2 separate regions of the Homo sapiens genome follow, and region 2 is linked to region 1. Evidence: chromatin contacts called from ENCODE Hi-C or POLR2A ChIA-PET data. All regions are on one chromosome and are shown on one strand. The core of a region is the stretch at or near the end of the contact, and the rest is flanking DNA. Distances in the headings are between cores, read along the strand shown. Region 1 overlaps TJP1 (tight junction protein 1). Region 2 has its middle 120 kb from the start of TJP1.

Region 1 (7,832 bases), core at 1,993-4,492:
ATTTCACTATGCATATATATTTATCCAACCCACTCATTCACAGGCATTTCAGTGTCCAGTCCGCAAGTATTTTTTTAAAATTCAGCTGCAAAAATCATCATATTACTACCTACTTGTTTAGTTAATGTTTAGAATAATTTTCTAGGAGTGACTTTTCAGAGTCAAAGGGCCTGAATGACTTTTGATGTATGTATTGCCAGTTTGTCCTTCAGAAAATCAATAGGCTATTGAGAGTTCAGTTTTCAACAGGTCTTAAATCTTTGCCAAACTGATAAACTAAACAAGTGTTTCAAATGAAACATTTTAAATCACAAGTGGATTTGATCCTCTCATGGTGTATTTACTACCCATTTGTTTTTTCATTTACCTGTTCATGTCCTTTGCATTTATATGGTGGTGATGGTCATACTAGAGTGTTTTCTGTAGTCAGATTATTAGCCTTTTGTCATACATACCTCATGTGTTGTTATCCTCTTTGCTTTTGTGAATGCTTGTAAGTTGTTTGTGTTTGTTGTTTTGTATCATTTTATTACAACATTGAAATGTTTTCATTTTTATTTTGTCATGTCTGTCAGACTTTCATTTTATTGGTTCTGCCTTGGTGTCATGCTTCCAAAAGCCTTTTAATTGCAAAAGCCTCTCTGTTGTATTTTTTTCTAGTACTTACATGGCATCATTTTGTTTTATTTTACCTTTGAGACTTAGTTAAGCTAAACTATTTTGAAGTAGGCATTTTTTTTCCTAAATATTTTGATTCCAAATTTTTCATAGTGTTAAAATCGAGCATAGTTGTCACACCTACTAATTATTATTCATGTTTATAACTGTTGATTCATAAGTAGAGAATCACAATAGGACTGGTTACCTTTCAATAAGTTAAGCACCTACTAGATGCAAGCATTGCATTATATGTACAGTTAAATGCATGGTAAGGAACTTCTCAAAAAACTCAAATCTTAGTGGGCTGGATAGGTATACATACTGATAACCATATAATGCACGTCATCTCAGGTTGATAGGTCAGGTACAGTAGGATCCCAAAGAGGTGGCGCACTCTTACAGGAATGATAGGGAAAGCCTTGAGTGCTCATCTGCTCAACTTTGTTTTTGTTTATTACTAGGGAGGAACTGAAGATTAAAATACTAATACCAGGTATTGCTTCCAATATAATATGTTGGAAATTAAATAGAAGTGAGATGTAAAAGCAGGCAGCTAGCATTAGGAATGCTTTACAGAAAATATTACCCTATAAGGACTTCAGCTGTGGGTTGCTCCAATAGGAGAAGGGCAGCCTTTCTCTTTCAGTTCATAACAGGGCATTGGCTGTCCTCCTTTTCACATGCTGGCCTCTGCTGTTTCTCATCCTTGAGCTTCAGCGTTGTTTCCTCAGAATGGCCCTCTGCTCAGGCCCTCATCCTGATCCTGAACCAGTATCTGATAATAATAGTAGTAGTCATAGGAAGCAGTAGTATTAAGTGTAGAGCAGCCCTTTGAAGAAGTTTAGGCACATAGAGAAGAGAGAAAAGATGATAACATGCAGGTGAATAGCAAGACAGAGAAATAGAAGATTAATTGGGGGAGCTTAGTAGGTAGAGGACAGATTTTAGGTAAATAAAGAGATTGAAGTTTCAGGTAACCTGGAGTATGGTAATTGATGAAGAAAAAAGTCTTAGAGGTAGGTAGGGATGAGAATGAGAGCTCAAATACAAGGGTTTTGTTCATCCAGGGAGAAGATTGCCTTGGTCTTTGAGACCAGAAGGAAAGAGGACCAAATAAATGAGACACTGAAAAAATTTAGGAGGGGAAATACTGAAAAAATTTAGGAGGGGAGGGGGAGTAAAATGGCACTGATCTTAAAGCAGGCTGAGTGGCTGGGATCTTGAAGAATGGTTGTAGAATACCTACATTAGCGAATTCCACAGAGAGGCAACAATATGTAGATGAAAGGATTGCTGAACAAGAGCAAGACTTCTGTAAAATGAATTTACAGAGGGCCTCATCAGCAAAGTGTGGAAGTGAAGGTAATAATAGGACTGGAGTTTGTCAGGGCAGATGATTGAGGGGTCAAGAAAAAGTCATTTAAATATGGCAACAGGATGTCTCATGCAAACTTAGGGGGAATGCGAGTGAAACCAGGATGGAACTGATGAACTAAGATGAAGGAATTGGAAATAAGATAGTGAAAAGTTTCAGTAGCTCAAGGTGTCCGACATAGAAGACAAGGAGTGATACACAAGGAGATCCTGTAGAACTACAGTGAGGTCAAGTGTATACTATTGTGAGAAGGCAAAGTGTAGTCCACAGATTACAGGGCCATTCAGTCAGCAGGTGTAATACATGTAGATCGTCAGCTTGCAGAGAATGAAGGAAATAAGTGGACAGGCAATACAGAGCCAGTTACCAGAATCATTGAGAAAAGAACGCCAGAGGGAAGAATTTGCACCTAGACTGGGAGTACAAATTGAAGAGATCCAGAGACTGAAAGCAGTTTGTGTTGGTGAAGTACGGCTGAGTTAATTAGCTCCAACATATTATTGAATGTTAGTGCGGCTATAGAATAAATTATCTCTTAGAGGTCTGGGGCAATTGTGGGCTTTGATATTGATGCATTCTAAAATTTTTAAGGAAGCAAGTTGGGCATGGAAGTTTGCTGTGGTTTTGGTAGCACCTAGAGTATATTTGATGGCATTAGAGTACAGTGCTGTCCTTTTTATTCAAACCACCAACAGTTGTTAGTTTCCCTGTAAGCTTGTGATTATTACACCAGGAAGATCTTTCTGTGTGAAGTAAATAAAGAGGTTTTTAGGCCCACTCGTTCTTATTTGTGCTTAACCAGATCTGTTTATCAGGAGAACAGAAAACACAGCCTTTATGGAAATGTATTCCTTAGAAATTTGTTGTAGTTGTTTGTGTATTGTTTCTTGCTGGTTCATAGTTAATATGGGATGAGAAGTGTAATATTCCTTTCTCTTTGGAACTGAACGTACATATATGAAAATCAGTCAACTTATTTTTTAACCTTTTTAACTTGCAGACAATTAGAAGGAAGAAGAAAGTTCAAATACCAGTAAGTCGTCCTGATCCTGAACCAGTATCTGATAATGAAGAAGATAGTTATGATGAGGAAATACATGATCCAAGAAGTGGCCGGAGTGGTGTGGTTAACAGAAGGAGTGAGAAGATTTGGCCGAGGGATAGAAGTGCAAGTAGAGAGAGGAGCTTGTCCCCGCGGTCAGACAGGCGGTCAGTGGCTTCCAGCCAGCCTGCTAAACCTACTAAAGTCACACTGGTGAAATCCCGGAAAAATGAAGGTATTCTCTGCCAACTCTTGCTGTTTTTTTCACATGAAAATTTAAAACTAATTTTAATGAGAAGTACAGTTGCTGTCTCTTCATGTCTTTGCTTTGTTGTCTTTGTGTTTGTGTTCTATCACTGTAAGTCAAATCCTGTTATGGCAGGCTTCAGGGACTGTTCATTTTTTCCGTTGGAACAGATAACACTTCAAGTGAATTGTCCAGGGCTTGGCTTTTGGATTTGTTGTGATGAGAATAGCCAGGTACAAATTATGCTAACAAGAAATGTCACACCATCACCAAATGGAAATTCAGTGTTTTTCTTAACTGTTAGTAGTGTAATCATGGAGAGAAATCTTGGGAGTGTTGTTGTTGTTGTTGTTTTTGTTGTTGTTACAAGGTCTGGCTCTGTCACCCAGGCTGGAGTGCAGTGGCACAATCTCAGCTCCCTGCAACCTCTGCTTCCCAGGCTCAAGCAGTCCTCCCACTTCAGCCTCCCTGGTAGCTGGAAGTACAAGTACATGCCACCATGTCCAGCTAATTTTTTTATTTTGGGTAGAGACAGGGTTTTTGCCGTGTTGCCCAAGCTGTTCTCAAATTGGTAAGCTCAGGCAATTCACCTGCCTCGGCCTCCCACAGTGCTGGGATTATAGGCGGGAAGCCACTGTGCCCTGCTGGGACTTCTTCCCCCTCACTCCAGACTGTTTTTTTTAAATGGAGGAATTTAAGGAAAGGAACCCCTTATAGAGCATTTCTCCATAATGCAGTACTTCTTTGAAGTTTTTGAAACTGAAACTCAGCTGCTTTCCCTCATGCCTCATTAAATTTGATAAAAAATGGATCTGACTGTGGCTTGCTCCTTCTGTGGGCATGCATGACTGATCATTTTGATATAAAGGGTGTTACAGTTGGAATATTATCAAGACTTACTTTGATCTGCTTTACCACTTGGCATATCTCCTAGGTGGTATTCCATACCCCCATTCAGTGAAGTCTCAGTGAAGTTGTCAACATTTGCTGTTTTTACTTCACTACTTACCCCTCAATCCTCTCTGGTCTGGTATCTTTTCCGCTCTGCCCCCAAAAATGTTCACACTAAATCTAGTGGAAGTTTTTCAGTCTCTAGCTTGCTTGCCTTTTCAGTATCATTTCACATGGTTAACCACTCCTTATTTTCAAAAATAATGTCTTCTTTGGTAGTACTGTATCTTTCTGTTTTTTTCCCCCACCTTTCTGTATCTTTTGCAAGCTCATTCTCCTCACCCTGCCCTTTATAACGTTCTGTCAGTTTCTCTCCTAGAATCTTTTTTTCCACTTAAGGTAACTTTTTTTTTCTTTTCCTCAGGTTGAATAACAATTAATTTAGGCAATCTCATCTGCTCCCCTGCTTCCAGTCACTGCTGATGATGGCAGAACCTCTTTCTCCAGCCCAAATCTTTACACTCTTGTGTTCCAACTGTTAGGCATATTCACTTAGATGTTCCTGTAGGTCCCTGAAACACAGCACATCTCAAATGAAACTCATCTCCCTCTTAAAATTTTTCTTTGTATTTCTCATGAAGTATTCAGTTGAATGTGTTTCTATTGATCCAGTTTCTCAGGCCATTCCCAGATGACATGGTAGTTACCCTTGCCTTCTCTTTTTTTCCCATGCATGATGAATGTCCTCACTCCTGAATACCACTCTTATCCATCCCACTCTTTCTCCACTGCCTCCACCCTTTTCCAAGCCACTGTCATCTCTTACATAGACTCATTTGGTCTCATAGGTTGTCTCTTGGATCCCTTTAAGTTGATTCTGCAGATTTCTTCATAGATCCTCTGTGACACTTCTGTCTTACTCTTTTGCCCCTTTCTTTATTAGTTCTCAGTCTCAGCTACACTAGACTTATGACTTCATTAGGTCCACCAGGTTTTTTTCTTCATTACTTTGATGCATTTGTTTTGAACTTTTCAGCCGTCACTCACCCCATGCATCCCCTCCCCCACAAACATACCCTTCAGGTTTAGGTCTTTCTTAGGTAAAGTTTTAACTTTAGTATATCTTCCTCAGGGCGGCCTTCTCCTTCCCCCTAGTAAGTGAAGAACCCTTGTGTTTCTGCCCTCTGAACTCACCGCATTTGGGATTACCATGCTAACATCCTTTTTTTCACTGACTGCAAATTGCCAGAGTGCAGGAACTATCTCATTTGCTGCTTTCTCCCTAATGCCTGGTACCTAGTTCATATATACCCCAAGAAATATTTAGAATGAACGAACAAACTAATATACAAGAAATATTTTGGGGTCATCTGTGTAATGGTCATTTATAAGTGTTTAATCTTGAAGAACAGTCTTTTAACCAATACCCTATCCTTCTGTGATGTAATGACCATATGGATGACTGCCTCATTCCTTGCCCAGATATCCTAAAAGGCCGTTTTCTTCACCCTGATTCTATTTCTGGCTGTGAGTACTCTTTGTATATTTGTCTTAAGTTAAACTGTAATTCTGATGTAATTTTTTTTTTTTTTTTTGAGACGGAGTCTCACTCTCTCTCTCAGGCTTGGAGTGCAGTGGCACAATCTCAGTTCACTGCAACCTCTGCCTCCCAGGTTCAAGCAGTTCTCCTCCCTCAGCCTCCCAAGTAGCTGGGATTATAGGTGTGCACCACCATGCCCAGCTAATTTTTTGTATTTTTAATAGAGACGGTTTTACCATGCTAGCCAGGCTGGTCTCGAACTCCTGACCTTGTGGTCCGCCCGCCTTGGCCTCCCAAAGTGCTGGAATTACAGGCATGAGCCACCATGCCCAGCCTACTCTTATGTAATTTTTAAACACTTAGGTAATAGGTCTGTTAATTTATCCCATGTTAAAACAGTTTTCTGTTTTCCATCTTGGTTTTTGATTTTGTTTTTAATGCAGTAAGACTCTCCTCACAGAACCAGGGGCAATCCTTTTACTATTGACATTATATTGATAGTTGTAGTCATTGTTCTTATTTTTCTTAAAATATGTTTTTCTGCAGCTGTTGCAGGAACCTGGGCAGTTCTCTGGACTCTGCTAGTAATTTCCTCAACTTCCAACATTCCTTACCCACAGACGGAGTGATGTTCTCACTCTTGGATACTTTGTTGGTTGTTTAAAGGAAAGGATTGGCATTATAACTCCTGCCCACATCTGCCTGGCTGGTTGTAAGCCTTTGCACTCATGCTTAGTACATGCTAGTACTCTGAGTATGTCTATCCAGTGTCATGGGGTGTATAGGATCAGAAATATTTTTGGTCTAGGAGCTGGGAAAAATAGAAGTAGTATATGCATGATAATAGTCATCAATAAAATGGTCAATCTTTTCAAAGTTTTTCAAACCTCAAGCAGTTTACTCTTTAGAATTATATCTCTAGCCAGGCATAGTGTGACACATGTCTGTTAGTCCCAGCTACTCTGGAGCCTGAGGCAGGAGGGTTTTTTGGCCCCAGGAATTCAAGTCCAGCCTGGGCAACATAGTGAGACCCTGTCTCTTAAAGAAAATTGTATTCCTTAATCATTCTGAAGAGCTAGTGTATCAATGCTTGGTCAAAAAGAAATGGTGTCCTCTTGGGGATTTTCTCCTTTTCAGTAATATGGGAACACGGTCTATCAGTCCTTCGTTTGAACCATACACTTTCCCTTGGCTTTCACGGAGACATTGCAGACTTGCTAATTAGAGGGAATGTCTTATTTGCAGGATGGCCAAGAAATATTTCTTGTTATTGATTGTACTTGAAAACTCTATGCAGTAGTTAATTAGTTTAGTTGTATACTTGTAAAATCTATTTAGGTGTCTTAGGATGTTATACTAAAAACACTTACTTACATTATTTCAGAATATGGTCTTCGATTGGCAAGCCATATATTTGTTAAGGAAATTTCACAAGATAGTTTGGCAGCAAGAGATGGCAATATTCAAGAAGGTGATGTTGTATTGAAGGTATAATCATATTCTTACTTTTTAATGAACTGAAATAGAAAACAAGTTCTAGAGTTACCATGTAGTCTGTGCTCTTGTTTGAAGCAGTTTTGCCAAAGAGAATTAAAAATCAGTGTTTGGGGGAGAGGGATATAAATTCCCTTTATGCATTATTACATGTCGACACCAATGCTTTAGGTATCACAGGGTCATCCTGAGATAATTATTCACAGGCCGGTACTACTTTGTAGATAGATATGTCTGTTCTTACACATTAAAAAGTTCTGATAATTGCTTCCAGATACTATTGAAATGCTTATTTATTCGTTTGTTTATAAGTAATAGAAAGTGACAGCCTCAAAGAAGGAGTTAGGGGATGCTACTATGGGTTTTTCTGACAGCAACAGTACAGTAAAGATTTTATCATCTCAAGAAGGTGGAATACTTTGACAGTTTGGAAAAGTGTAGAGAGAATATTTTGGTTTTCATAGCAAGGAGTGGTTTGGATATTTCTGTTTATAACAAACTAAGTTAACATTTGTATTTTATTATTTACTTTCAAGCTGTAATTTATTTTCTGTTGCAGATAAATGGTACTGTGACAGAAAAT
Region 2 (7,832 bases), core at 3,996-6,495, 170 kb before region 1:
TGGGATTACAGGCGTGAGCCACTGTGCCTGGCTGTGTTTTTAATAAATAGCAAAAGAAGCCAAAACTATAACTTGTAAAGTAGTCATTAGGTTTTCCCTAATTGCACACTTAGGGAAAGAAGGATTAGCTAAATTCATGGATTTGACTGAATGCATGTTTTAAAAAAGACCTTCTCCATCATCTTTTATGTCAAAAGAGGATGCCCACCCGCTCTCTCTCTTACACATATAAAATCCCTTGTGGCGATCTTCTAGTGTTACTTGGTGAGCTGGTGGTCTTGGTTTCACCAGTGTCTTATCACAGCTTGCAGTTATTTTATTTATTCTTTCATCTGTCTCCAGGAGAAAGTGCGCTCCATCAGAGCACAGGCCAGGGTAGTTTGTTCCTTCTTGTATCCTTGGTATGTGTGCAGCATATTGTTTTGTCCATAATGGGTGCTAAAGATTGTTGATTAACCAAAATACAGAGAGTATTCACTTAAAAAAAAGGAAGAAAAGAAAAATGACTTGGGAGTTGGTTCTTATAGGTGCTTATGAACAAGTCCCCTCCCTTGCAGGTCCCCCCGGGCCTGCCCTTGCCAGCCCCAGTTCACTGAGCATACAGCCTGTGTTGCTAACCTGGGTGTCAGTGAACTGCACGGGACATCAGAGTGTGCTGTGGCCCACTGCCAGCCCTCTGCGGAGGTACGCACCGCTGTGTGGTAAAGGAGTCTTCCAGAATTATCACCGTTATTAATCTTCCAAACGGAGAGGAGTCAGAGAGACTTGAGGCTCTTTTGCAGAAAAAGGAATCCAGCTATTTTTATAACTTTGGGAGTTCCAGAGGCCAGTCTGAATGCAGTTTGCCAATTGACAACTAATTGGTAGGAGATTTTTGCCCTTAATGGATACTTTCTTGATTAAACTGTGAATGTTCAGATATTTCTAAAGGAGTCTTCTAGACAACCTTGCAAGAACTCTTGTTTTAAAAAATGGTTGTAAGTACAAAGGCTGCAAAGACTCCATTCTTGTGAGTGGTACCGGCCTTCATCTCCACCTAGTGGGCTTTCTGGATCGGTTTTGCAGCTCAGTATTTTGTCTCCATTCCAGTTGACCTGTGCCATCATCTCTCATCTCTTCAGAGTTTCTTTTCATTAGCAACTGCTAGTTCGGGAGCTTATTGACTCTGACTTTAGGCAGAATTTTATTCATCAGAACTGAGAAGAAAATATAGGCCTTTTAGAAATTTGGGTCTTAATGAAAAGAATAGAGAAAATGTTATTTCAAAGAAGAGAATATTATGCGTTCAGTATTCTGGTTTAACAAATATTTTGTGAAGTCTCTCATGAAAGCAGTTCCTGGATTTTGCTTGACCCTCTCTGTCTAGGGCTGAGACGCAGCTCTGGTGGGCGGGCATGGAGACCGCAGCCACCTCTCCTCCCCATTTCTCCAGTCGCTTCCCTCCTCACGGCCTCTTCATGCAGACCAGTGCACCAGCCTCACACCCAGAGCAGTTTAAGCCTAACTTTAGGTTCATCTGAGACTCCCCTGTCCCATCACATGCAAACACATACACGCATGCACGCCATTGTCATCATCTTGTCTGCCTTTAAAATGGTCACAATCTAGTGGAGCCGGCAAAAATGTAAACAAACACGTGATACGTGTACAATGGTGGAGGCGGTGCAGAGTGCCTTGGGGGATAACGAAGTGCTCAAAGCTACTTTGTACATAAAGAATCACAAACAAGGTGGCTGGGAAACTGGATCTGGAAGGACTCATATGACTTTGTTGGGCAAAAAGTGGGGAGGTGTTGAGGGGGCAGAGGGGGGACCGGAGATGGAGCTCACACCAGCTGGTTGAAGGAAACTGCTGGTGGTTCCCAACCCTAGAGGTCTGTAGAGATGCCCCATGAGGGTGGCCTCAAGCCTCCTTCCCCCCTTCAGCCAGAGTAGCTCTGCTTTTATCTGTTCTACTGGAGGGTGAGGAGCACAGACCATTTTATTTGGGAAAAAGGATTTTACTGCTAGGATGGTTTTGTGAACAGAGAGAGGACTAAGGCAGGGCCAGGGAACCTCACCAGTGCATAGGCAGTCAGAAGGCGAGGGGCCAGCAAAGGAAACTCCTGGGTAGAGGCTGAAGAAGCGAACAGGGGAGTTTCTGGAAGGGAGGAGTGGTCCACGGAGATGTGTGTGGCCTCAAGCAGGTGGGGAAGGCAAAGGCAGCGTGGGCCTGCCTGCGGTCGTAGGAGGTCATTTGCAGAGGTGGAAGTAGAGTTCATCTTTTATTTTTGCTAACCTTGAAAGGAGGGATAATGTAATTTTTTTTTAATACATTCACAGAACAGAGAGACATCAGTGCTTCAAAATCTCCAGAGCTGATGGCATGTATTTTTGACAGTTTTCATGTATTTCTGACAGTTACAGCTCTCTTCCTCCCCCATCTGTGAAAGTGGCACAGTGCAGTGGACTCATCTCTGGGTGCTGTGGTTATGGTGGTCATCGGGGCAGGGGCGAGGGTGGGGGTCACTTGGAGGTGATTGGTGACATAGGCCATGGGCAGTGGGGTGGCAAGCAGGCCAGAGGAGGTTGAAAAATACAGAAATATAAAGATAGAATGCTTTCCTGTGTGTTGAATGAGTCGATTTATGGAAGTCATTCTTTTTTATCTAATATGGATCTGCTTCAGCTTTTCAGAGATGATCTTAGATTATTTCATTACTTTTCAGTCAGTGATTAGAATCATTTGATCACCACGTTTGTTATGGAACAGTAAATCATCCCTGAGGAACATATAAATAACATAGTGAATCTGTCTGTATGCACACACACGTAATTTCAAGTATAGATAGAAAATTGGTTGTATTTGTCTTGAAACAGATACCATTCTGTTCCCAAAAGTCTAAATGAAAGCAGCTTAGTTCATCTGGTTATTATATGACTGCTGAGCATTAGAATGAAAAATGGACATTTCAGAATATGTTGTTTTCTATCTCTACACATGTTCTTTTTTGGGTAAGTCCTACATTTTGTAGTAGCTAATGTTTCGTGAGGCCTGACTGTGTACCTGGTGCAGAAGGGGAGGGCCACCTGTGACATGGGCACACGCTCTGTGTGCTGGCTCTGGGCAGGCTTTATAAACCAAGAGGAAAGGAATCACTTTGTCTCCCCTATGATTTACTCTTTTCTTTCCTATGGCAGGTGGAGAAGTGAATGCTATAGTTAAGTTCTTTCTAGTTATGACTTTGTAGGTTAGAGGAAGGCCCATTCCTCCGAACCTGACTTGGATGCTGTCATAAACCCCACCCAGTCTTCCCCCAGAATATCTTACGGCCTGCTTATTCTGGAAGTCTCACAATGAGAGTCACTAATAGGCTTGACAGTGGCTCTATTTCCAGAGTTTGTTATTCAAGTGCATGGTGTCTTAATGCTTTTTGCCTGCTATAACATAATATCATAAACTGGGGGGTTGGGGGGTTATAAACAACAGAAGTTTATTTCTCATGGTTCTGGAGTCTGGGATGACCAAGATCAGGCCATCGCAGATTTGGTGTCTGGGGAGGCCCACTTCCTGGTAGACAGACATCATCTCATTGAGTCCTCACATGGTGAAAGGGCAAACAAGCTCTCTTAGGCCTTTTTTGTAAGGGCACTAATCCCATTCATGAGGGCTCCAGCCCAGCACCTAATCACCTCCCAAAGGCCCCACCTCCTAATACCATCACTTTTGTGGTTAGGATTTCAACAAATGAATTTTGGAGGATGCAGACATTCTGACCATAGCACATGGTGTGTAGCTGGGTGGTATTTTTCCTTGCCTTCTCTTATGACTCACCAGCATTGCTGCCAGCTTTCACCTTCAGAGTCACTGAGCCTGTGCTAGGGGTTGGGGAGCAGAGTACAGGCTTGGGAAATGGCTAATGGTAAATCAGGTGTAGGCTCTGGTTTGGGCTGTGAACCAGAGGGAATTGAAGCATTCGCAGAGAGACTCCAGGCAGCTGGAGGTGGAAATGGAGGGTCACAGACTGCAGAGTGTGTACCAGGTGGAGAGAGAATAGCAAAAGCTCCAAGTGCCAAGATGCGTCCTTTGCCCCCAGTACTGACAGGGCACTATTATTTAGGAATAATGACTAAAAGATCGTATGTCATGAAGCATTACCAGGAAAGTAGAGTTGAGAGCAGGAAAGATGCCATTTAAATTGAGCCTCAGCATCATCTCAGAACTTGAATGTTCCGTGTTTGCTGCATCCGTGGGAGGGAACCTTACATAAGGCATTATGCAGACACAAGCTGTTGTCTCCATAATCCAGCAGTTATTAGTTGTGTGTTCACATTGTCCAAGACACTGAGCCTGGGAAAAAGGTATCCTTTCTGCTTAGTAGATGGTATCCTAAATCTTCCAACAGCCAGAAGTGGGCATTTAACATGGCAATTTCGGGGATGAACCTTCTCCCTTATGCCCCAGGGCAAGCTGGCCAGCTGTGCAAGACTTTCAGCCACATGGGGGCAGGGCTTTCTAGCGTGTGCAGTTAGGAAGCGTTGCCAAGTCCTGTTTGGGTCTCTTGTGGTTAAAATACTTTATTTCATTCTTGCTACGTCTTGCCCACCATAACTCTACTTAAATTTATGATGGATGGACTTTAATGTGGAGATGAAAGTGGGATAATCTTTCCAATTTAAAGTTATTTTCATTGTTCGAATTGCTGGAAGCAATTGATATTTTGAATGGTGTTACTTAGGGCAGAGTGGAAATTTCAGACACCCTGTGCTTATTCGAAGGTGATTTATATACCAAGAACTGTGATAACTGGGGGGTGGTAGTCGAATGACATAGTGCTCTGTTTTATAAGGACTTCCGTGCTGTCAGAAAGAAGTCAAGCTTTTTTTCTTGTTTACTTTCTGCAAGTAATTGGTCAAAATTCTTTGTTTAAAACTAGCTGTAAACTTGTACTACAAACGTGATTTTTGACGATTTCATAATTATGCTTTGATATCATTTTCATGTTTAATATAACATAAGCCATCTTTGTAAGCATTTATTAACTTTGTTTCTCCATTTTCTACTGTGTATTAATTTTTAAAAGATTTATTATAGAGAATTAAAACCATAAATTAGTTTTTAAAATGTTTTTATCTTTTTCCTTTTGCTCTAACTATATACTTTGACTTACTGCATTTTATTTAGGTGAGTCAGTCACCGACCTTCCCATACCATTGTGGCATGAAAAGTTTTGGGATTTACGTAATTCAATACATTCATGTTACTGCTGTTTACATTTTAAAAACCTGTTTTAACCTTAGGCTTCCACATAAATGTGATTCTTTTTATATGTCAAGTAGAACAAGCATATTACAGGTCCTGTATTCACAGCAGAATGTTGAAGATGGACTACTTAAATGCTTCAATTTCTTTTCCTCTTGAGTATGTTAAGTGAGATACAGTAAGATTGGTAAGACATGCTCTTGCTTTGAGGCAGGCCACATTTTAATTCATCTAATTTTTTTTAGTGTAACCTAGATTTAGCATTTGATAATTGAACTTCTTTTCTAGTGGATGGGAAATGCTTGCCTTTGTACTTTTCCACATCTAGGTATATTTTGAACCAGGGCAAAAGAACAGCCCAGCTGGAGCTCCTCAGTTATCAGGAGGGTCATTTTGGAAAAGCCTGGAGGGTCGCGCTGCTGCCCTTCTTGACTCATTCTCCAAATGAGGATTGTGTGAAGTACGACTCTGCATGTCACTGCATATCTTTGAGTGGGTCCGTGTTGTCTGCTTTAGGTTGGATACTTGTTCTGTCCGTGGCATCTGATGTTCAAATGGGCATTTCATAACTGCTTTTTAAAGCTGTTAAGTATTCTGTGTGGTACATTCATGAAGTTACTTTAGAACTAGTTGCTTTTAGCATGCCTTTTTCCCCTTAGTTTTCATTACAGAAGATAAAATATATAAATTTACTGCTATTTTTTCTCAGTATTTTCTTAGATTAGTTTTAGATTATGGTTTTTATTTTAAAATATAATTTTCAGTTCCTTTGTTTAAATGATATAAAATGAGAAAGCCAAGACTTTACCCAATAGAAACCAATACATTTGTAAGCCTGGGGATCCCCAAATGTTTGTTCAAGGTTTGGTTTTCTAGTGTATTACTATCTGATATTACTTTTTTAATTTGTTTTTGCCTGATTGAATGGTTTTACAAATACCATAGGTGGGACTCTTAAACAGAGATCTTCTCATGTTGTGTATAATATGTGGTTATGAAATATAATAGAGTCTATAATAGTAGTATGGTTTGCTAACCACTGAAAGAATTGTGTAAATTTCAGAACTTATAAATTTCATAACACTTATAAATATTATGGTTATAACACTTCACCATAACTTAAAATAAGTAGTTAATGAATTGCTTGTTATAACATGGGTGTTTGCCCATAGGTATGATGGGAAATTGGTTGGAGAAGGAAATGAAAGGAAACAAGAAACAAGGGATCCCAGGGTAAACGCGCCGAGCTGTGTAGCTGGACTCCACTGGGCTGCCAGCGTTCTAAATATATTTTCTAAGGGAACTTGATAAACCCAAGGTGGATCTTATGAACCCAGTAGAGCGGTCTGTAAGCAATAACAGTACTTCATTCCACTAGTTAGTGGTAGTGACATGAATTTGGGAGCACGGGGACCCCTAATAATTTGCGGGATTGAGATAAGGTTTGTACCCCCAGGGAAAAGGAGCTGGTGTCTTGTCAGGACACTGATTGGACATGAGTGCAGTAAGTGGGAGTTTAGTCAGACTGCAGCACCTGGAGTACTAATCTGAAACCAAGCCAAGAGTTGAGCAATCAGAACTGCAGATGTGGGGAAGAAAGCCTCAGTTTGGAGAGCCGGCGGGTGGCCCTGTAGATGCAGACACAGGAAGCCCAAAGGCTTGGTCAGGATGGCTTAGGAAGGTTCTGGGGCTGAAGAAACAAGAAACAAGGAATGAGCACAATGTCTACAACAGGCTGGACCGGGGAAGGCAGGCACTGACAGGTGCTGGCAACATAGAGGAGCTAGATGATGAAGACTGACTGGACGACTCTATTCAGTATTTAGTGGCGTGTTAATGTTCTCTATAGAAGTCTTTAATTTTTAACATGTGCCATTTTTTTTAAGTGGGAGAGTGTTGAGTATCTTTAGATGGCTGTGGAGAGTCTTCGAAGATACCAGAGGGAAAGGGAGAATGGAGGGCCCTGGTGCTGTAGGGATGGGACAGATGGATGGACTCTAGCGCATAGGAGGGAGGAAACCCCCAGCGAGGAGGGAACTCATATAGAGACCAGTTTGGGGTTGGGAGGTAGTTTCATTCCCTGAGTGGGCATTGAGATTGCCAGTTGAGGAAGAGGGAGAAGGTGGGGATGCTACAGAGAGGTGATGATGTAGGATTGCTGCTGAGGACCAGAAAAGGAGAGGGAACCCTGGCTAGGAACATGTTGAGGACTGTACCAGGGCCAGTCTGGTGTCACTCTCTCCAGCAAAGCACATCTGCCTGGGGGTGGCAGTGGAGAGCTGGCACTGCTGGTTTTGAAGGGTGGTATGTGGAGAAAGACAAAGGAAGGAAATAGTTGTGATTAAAGGTGAGAGGGTGATTGAAATGATGGCCCAGGAGACCAGATTGTTGATGCAAGGAGGTGAAGTCAGCAGGAACGGGGGTGTAGGGGACCTCTTGTGCAACACAAGAGCCTTGGCCTAAGCATTAGATGTGAGCATTTAAGAGATTGGCAGGGGAACTGTGGTGAGAAAGACCATGTATGGTTTTGGGATTGTGCTATAGGAATGGGGCAGGGATCAGGGTCATTCCAGGACTGGAAAAGCCAGGAA

The links. Hi-C counts contacts between places; a loop is a spot of excess contacts on that map. ChIA-PET counts read pairs that join two places held with the same protein, here RNA polymerase II (POLR2A). Pooled maps may share reads with other maps.
Region 2: a map of MCF 10A shows a loop between it and region 1 (5-fold over the local background). The contact joins two enhancer-like sites. A Hi-C loop is called at or near these places in 14 of 168 maps with a recorded cell type or tissue (CD8-positive, alpha-beta T cell, GM23248, MCF 10A and 11 more), 2 of 37 single-sample maps with no recorded cell type and 2 of 50 pooled maps. POLR2A ChIA-PET finds 5 or more read pairs at or near these places in 5 of 52 experiments (CD4-positive, alpha-beta T cell, MCF 10A, PC-3 and 1 more).

The regions. Positions count from the first base shown.
Region 1 is chr15:29,761,746-29,769,577 of GRCh38, reverse strand. It overlaps TJP1 (tight junction protein 1), which reads left to right. Exons shown (of 28, transcript NM_001330239.4): 5 at 3,036-3,312; 6 at 7,140-7,243; 7 at 7,809-7,832. Among named protein-coding and RNA genes, the nearest start is that of TJP1, 57 kb to the left of the region's middle. Within about 2 kb of position 3,242, at least 3 of the 41 ENCODE cell types and tissues checked have a DNase peak (open chromatin) inside an H3K27ac peak, as active enhancers do.
Region 2 is chr15:29,935,549-29,943,380 of GRCh38, reverse strand. It overlaps a transcript of TJP1 not described here. Among named protein-coding and RNA genes, the nearest start is that of TJP1, 120 kb to the right of the region's middle. Within about 2 kb of position 5,245, at least 4 of the 41 ENCODE cell types and tissues checked have a DNase peak (open chromatin) inside an H3K27ac peak, as active enhancers do.